Regions from separate parts of the Homo sapiens genome. Here region 2 is linked to region 1. The links are chromatin loops, found by intact Hi-C in ENCODE. Cell type or tissue: PC-3. All regions are shown on one strand. Links, peaks and the distances in the headings refer to the core of each region. The heading gives the core; the rest is flanking DNA.

Region 1 (2,934 bases), core at 229-2,728:
ACCATTTGACCCAGCCATCCCATTACTGGGTATATACCCAAAAGATTATAAATCATGCTGCTATAAAGACACATGCACACATATGTTTATTGCAGCACTATTCACAATAGCAAAGACTTGGAACCAACCCAAATGTCCATCAATGATAGACTGGATTAGAAAATGTGGCACATATACACCATGGAATACTATGCAGCTATAAAAAAGGATGGGTTCATGTCCTTTGTAGGGACATGGATGAAGCTGGAAACCATCATTCTCAGTAAACTATCTCAAGGACAGAAAACCAAACACCGCGTGTTCTCACTCATAGGTGGGAATTGAACAGTGAAAACACTTGGACACAGGAAGGGGAACATCACACACCAGGGCATATCGTGGGGTGGGGGAAGTGGGGAGGGATAGCATTTGGAGAAATACCTAATGTAAATGACTAGTTAATGGGTGCGGCACACCAACATGGCACATGTATACATATGTAACAAACCTGCACATTGTGCACATGTACCCTAGAACTTAAAGTATAACAAAAAATTGTTGAAAGTAGGTTTAATGATATGTGTGACTTTTAAAACCACAATAAAAAAGAGATAAAATAATAGTTCACTTTTCTTCCTTTTTACATTGATGCAAGAAGATTACCTGAGATATTGCAGTCACTTTGTAGCACTGAGAAATCGATGACAAAGTGGAACTATGGAGACAACTTTGATTCTTGATAATGTTTTTAAGTTTCTCAATTAACCAGCCTTAGAGCCACCACACCTTTTTTTGCTTCAGCCAGTTTAAGTTGAGTTTCTGTTACTTGCATACTGAAGTATCTTATATAAACCATTTGTAAAGATTTGTCCCTAGCTAATGAGAAATGCCGGTAAATGACTTAGAGAAAACAATTTTAAAATTGAAAACATGAAGAAAAAATATTAAACATAGAGTTAACATTTGATCCAGCAATTCCAGTTCTATGTATATAGCAAAGAGAAAAGAAATCATGTATACATAAAAAATTCCTACATACATTTTAATTGTGCGTTATTATACTATTATAATGGCCAAAAAATGGAGAAAATCAAAATATCTATCAACTGATATATGACTCAACAATATGTAGTTGATCAATCTGCTGCAATATTATTTGACAATGAAAAGGAATAAAGTACTAATACGTGCCTAGATAAACTTTGGAAACATGTTTAGCGAAAGAAGTGAATCCCAAAGGCCCATATTGTGTGATTCCATTGATATGAAAGTGTAGAATAGCCAAATAGAGAAATAGCAAGTAAATTAGTGATTGCCAGGGACTTGAGGAAGAGGAGTGATTATTAATGCTTATGAGGTTTCTTTTTGGGGTGATTAAGATATCCAAAGTTTAGGTAGTAATGATGGTTGTACAACTTTGTGAATGCACTAAAATATCACTGAGTCATACTCTTTAAAGGGGTGAATTCTATGGTACATGAATTATATCTTAGTAAAGTTGTAATGAAAAAAAATGAAGAAATAAAAACAACTCAAAGGAAAATGCCCACCAAGAATCTCTTTTTATGTCTGGGCAAGAAAAGCACATAGCTTGTGGGGAAAAGGAAATTAGATTATCCTCTGAGCTTTCAACATTCATATTGGAAAATTTAGAATTCCAGAAGAATGTGTAGTACTATATAAAACATGACTCAAGGAAAGAAAATGTGACTCAAGAAACTTATATTCAACAAAACTGTCCTTGAAGTATAAATGGCACCCACAAACTGGTCAACATGCAATAACTCAGGAGACATTGTTACTAGGTTCCCTTTTGAAGACAATGTGTTAGTAAATGAGCTTCAGACAGCCAGAAATGACTAGAGTGATGTGGGATTAAGAACACGGAAGTGGTAAGTATTACATGTATAGTTAGGTGTATGATTAAGGCCATATGAAGCTTAAAGTGGCTTTATCTTTGAGAATGCAGATGTAGCAAATCATTTACAAACGGGATAGAGGAAGGAGTTGAATGGTTCCATGAGGATGCAATTAACAAAATGCAGGCAGTGCGAAACTGTATAGGACAAAAATCTTGAGCTCTTCAGCATATTTATTGTAATAGAAGAGACAGAGAAAGAGATGGAGAAGGAGCCTATAGATTCAAATAGACTATAAAAACATTTTTAAAAAGATAATAATAGGGCTTATAAATAAAAATTGGGTGACAAAAACATGAAGAAACACAAGGAAGCAATGACTATGGAAGTCAGGTTACTCCTGGAGGGAGAGAGGAGGCTGTGATTGGAATGGAACATGTAGAAAGCAGTCTAGTGTGGCTGTCAAAGTTCTGATTTTTGGCCTGGGTGTTTATAAGGATATTCATTTTATAATAATTCAGTAATCTTGGAAAAAAGAAAATGTTAAACACATAATTGTAAATTCTAAGTATATCACACATTCATAAGAGTAATATTACTACTACCACAGTAATAATAACAGTTAATGCTAATTGAATTCTTTATATGTGCCATACATTATGCTGTTGTCTACTTAATTATATTATCTCATTATTTACTTTGATTTTTTTTTTTTTCATTTCATAGGTGAGAAAACTAAGGCACAAAGATGTTAGGTGACATGACTCAAATTCACACAGATTCTAAGCCACCTTGGAGTTGAATGTTATTTACCTAAGAAAGTCTTCTGGCTGACTCAGGTAGCAGAAGTAGCTTTCAATGGGGATGGTGCAGAAAGAGTGTTTTGGGTTTATTAATTAACTTATTCATGGATTCATTTCACAAATTTGTCGTTGTTTTAGTTGGGCATCTACTCTGTGCCAGGAACTGTGCTGCAGTGGCACTTGGGGGTATTACTATCAGTGACCCTATGTGCTTTCACACTGCTGCAAGATAGAAGGTACCACAGGAATGGTTAGCAATGAGATGGGTGGGATTTTAGTGAGGAGTGGAGGTT
Region 2 (2,934 bases), core at 261-2,760, 84 kb after region 1:
AAATTGATCAATTCAGAGCAGATGTTTTAATTAGAGGTTCTTAATGCATGGGGAAGTCTAAGACAGTTGAATGAACATTTCTACTATGCTTATTTAGCAAATGCAAATAAATGTGCGATAATTAGTATAGACTTTGCAATAACATTTAATTCGGGTGTTAGAATGTCTTTCGATTGCAAAAGGCTTCTCTCCTCCTTGCACTTTTCTTTTTTGGTGGGGTGCACTGGTTTGAATAACAGTAGCCACTACCACAAATAGACTCAAAATATTTAATAATTCAAATATATTAATAGAGGTTTGTTTCTTGTTCACATAATAGTTTAGGATGGGTGCTTTTAGTTGTTGGGTGACTCTCCTTTATATGGTTTCAGGGCTTTGAAGCTCTTCCCATTTTCTTGATCTATCATCTGTGAGGGTCACATGTTGTGATCTCATCCAGCCTAGGGACAATGAAGAAGAGCATAAGGAAGCCTTCTTAAATGTGCTTCTTAAAGCCTTAACTCAGAAACAATCCACAACTCCATTCATATTCCTTTGGCTAGAACTCATTCAATGGCTCCACCCAAATGCAAAGGTGACTGGAAAATGAAAAGATTTGATGGGAACATTTTAATGAGTTATATTTTGGAGTAGAATTCCAAATTTGCATAAATTTTAAAGGAAAAACCCATTAGAGATTCAAATTTTGAGTTTGTAGAGAGCTACCTTGGTCTGTATCTCTCAGGGTCTCTGAGATTGTATGTTCTCTCTTTAGAGAGTCTTCACTGAGAAATTTAGAGAATCCCTGCTTTATAAGCTTGAACAGCCAGGTGCAATGGTGTGTGTCTGTAGTACCAGCTACTTAGGAAGCTGAGGCAAAAATCTTGTTTGAGCCTAGGAGTTCATGAACAGACTGGGCAACATAGAGACCTTGTCTCAAAAATATGAATAAAGTAATACATGCTTTTGATACCAACTATATCCATAATCACGGTAGTAGAACTATCACTAAACAACTGTAGTAGAACTCTCACGAAATACAACCCTCATACTTTTAAAATCCTCATGAGGTGGGAATTATTATTTCATTTTGCCAGAAATAAGAGACTGAGAGTGTTAAGACAACTCTTCAGGTTATCTGACTTCAAAATTAATGGTCTATGAATACTGTATCTATATGCGTACACGTACGTGTATGTGTGTGTGTGTGTGTGTGTGTGAAAAGGAAAGATACAGTGTCAAGATTCCTCAAAGTCTGGTTGCCTCTTAGGTTTTCTCAAACAATTGCTCTGTTCCCTCTTTTACTAGAAAATTCTTTAGGATAAAAACAAATGCAGTTTTTTTAATATCTAAAATTATATTCTTTCTTGCTTTGAACTACATGTTTAATATATAGATTAAAACATTTGCTTAATTTTTCAACAAGAAATTCTTTAAAAACACATAATACATGTCAAGTACCATGGCAGGCATTAAGAATACAAATATCAATAGAATAGTGCCTCTGTCCTCAGCATCGAGATAGAGAAGAGGGAGGGAGGGAGGGAGAGAGAGAGAGAGAGAGAAGAAAGTGCCAATGTCCAATGTCTTAAGTGTGTAGATGGAGATAGGATAGGGATATACATTGAGTAGCGAAGATGTGCATTATCTAGGAAGGCACATAATTCCAAATCTGGGGACCAGGGAAGGTTGCCAGGAAAAAATGACACCTACTGTGGAATGTAGTCAGGCAAGTAGAAAGTATTAAGGATATATGAAAACAGAAAGCTGCTCCAGGAAATATGAGCAGGAAATGCCTAATCTCACAGGGAGATAGAATATGACATATTAAAGGAATCTGAAGGAACTTATGAGTAAGTGTAGAGCAAGGAGGAATCTAATAAAAAATGATACTAAGAGGTAGCCAAGACAGGGGGCCATTCTTCTATTTAATGATGACTACTTACTGATCTTGGAGCCTATCCTGGCTTTCTTCCCTGTCTCTGAGTTTTCTTTACATTCTTCCATTGTTTCTATATTAACTTACATGCCTTTGCAGCAACATTGTTTGATTTACAGTGTAAATTCTAAGACGTGTTCATGTGACATCTCTTTTCCCCGTATCCTTTGAAATGATGTTCCTGATAAAGAGACCAATATGTCTTTTACGTTTGCAAGCAGTTCAGTTCAGCATCCTAGTTCTGAGTCATTCTACTTTGAGATAAATCTGAGTTTAGGAACTGTGACCAAAGTAAAGAAAGAGGATTTCAGTAAACTGCAAGGCAAGTAGTGGAAGCTGAATAACATTTAAAAAGTAAAAGGAATGTTTTCCTGATGCACTTTGGCAAAGATGAGCTCCGGGAAATACATACATAAATTTGCCTGACCTTGAAGTGCACATAGTCTAATAGTGGAGACAGCTACATGGACAGGTAATATTGTAAATTCATTGGTTTAGAAATGAATGGCATAAAAGTATATAGAAGCAAAGAGAAGAACCCTACCTGAGCATGTGCAGGTGCTGTAGAGATGGTACAAGTGAAAACTGGAGTAGAAAATGGCCCAGAATTAAAGGCGAACGTGTTAATTATTCATTTGAGCATCCTCTACTGTGAACTCTTTATTGTTGTTCTTTGTTTATTTTTCTAGTAGAGTGCTAGTTTTTAAAACTTGTTGTGTATGAGCTCATTATGCATTGAAAGCTGTCTTAGTTCCTTCAGACTGCTGTAACAAAAATATCATACACTGGGTGACCTACACAACATTTATTTCTCACAGTGTTGGAGGATGGAAAGTCTAAGATTGTAGTACCAGCATATTTGGTGTTTGATGAAGGGCCTGCTTTCTTGTTCATAAATGACTGTCTTGCTGTGTCCTCACACAGGGGAGCTCTCTATGGTGTCCTTTATAGGGGCTAATCCTATTTATGAAGATTCCACCTTCATCAAGTAATCACTCCCAAAGACCCCACCTCCT

Evidence for each region. Hi-C counts contacts between places; a loop is a spot of excess contacts. Peaks named below come from ENCODE experiments on the same cell type or tissue, not always from the same donor. Only the 100,000 strongest peaks of a DNase experiment are listed, where the experiment ranks them.
Region 2: a loop joins it to region 1, with 2.7 times the contacts of the local background. A loop is called at or near these places in 2 of 110 quality-filtered maps.

Annotation. Positions count from the first base shown.
Region 1 is chr6:54,280,667-54,283,600 of GRCh38, forward strand. No RefSeq gene overlaps it. Among named protein-coding and RNA genes, the nearest start is that of TINAG, 26 kb to the right of the region's middle. In PC-3, for the core only: no CTCF peak of the experiment used is centred there; a DNase peak (open chromatin) is centred at 1,775; H3K27ac peaks cover 2,022 bases.
Region 2 is chr6:54,365,080-54,368,013 of GRCh38, forward strand. All of the region lies in intron 9 of TINAG (tubulointerstitial nephritis antigen), which reads left to right. TINAG-AS1 (TINAG antisense RNA 1) reads right to left here and starts at 2,547. Exons shown (of 3, transcript XR_001744174.2): 1 at 2,463-2,547; 2 at 1,926-2,099; 3 at 361-440. In PC-3, for the core only: no CTCF peak of the experiment used is centred there; a DNase peak (open chromatin) is centred at 1,822; H3K4me3 peaks cover 925 bases; H3K27ac peaks cover 1,366 bases.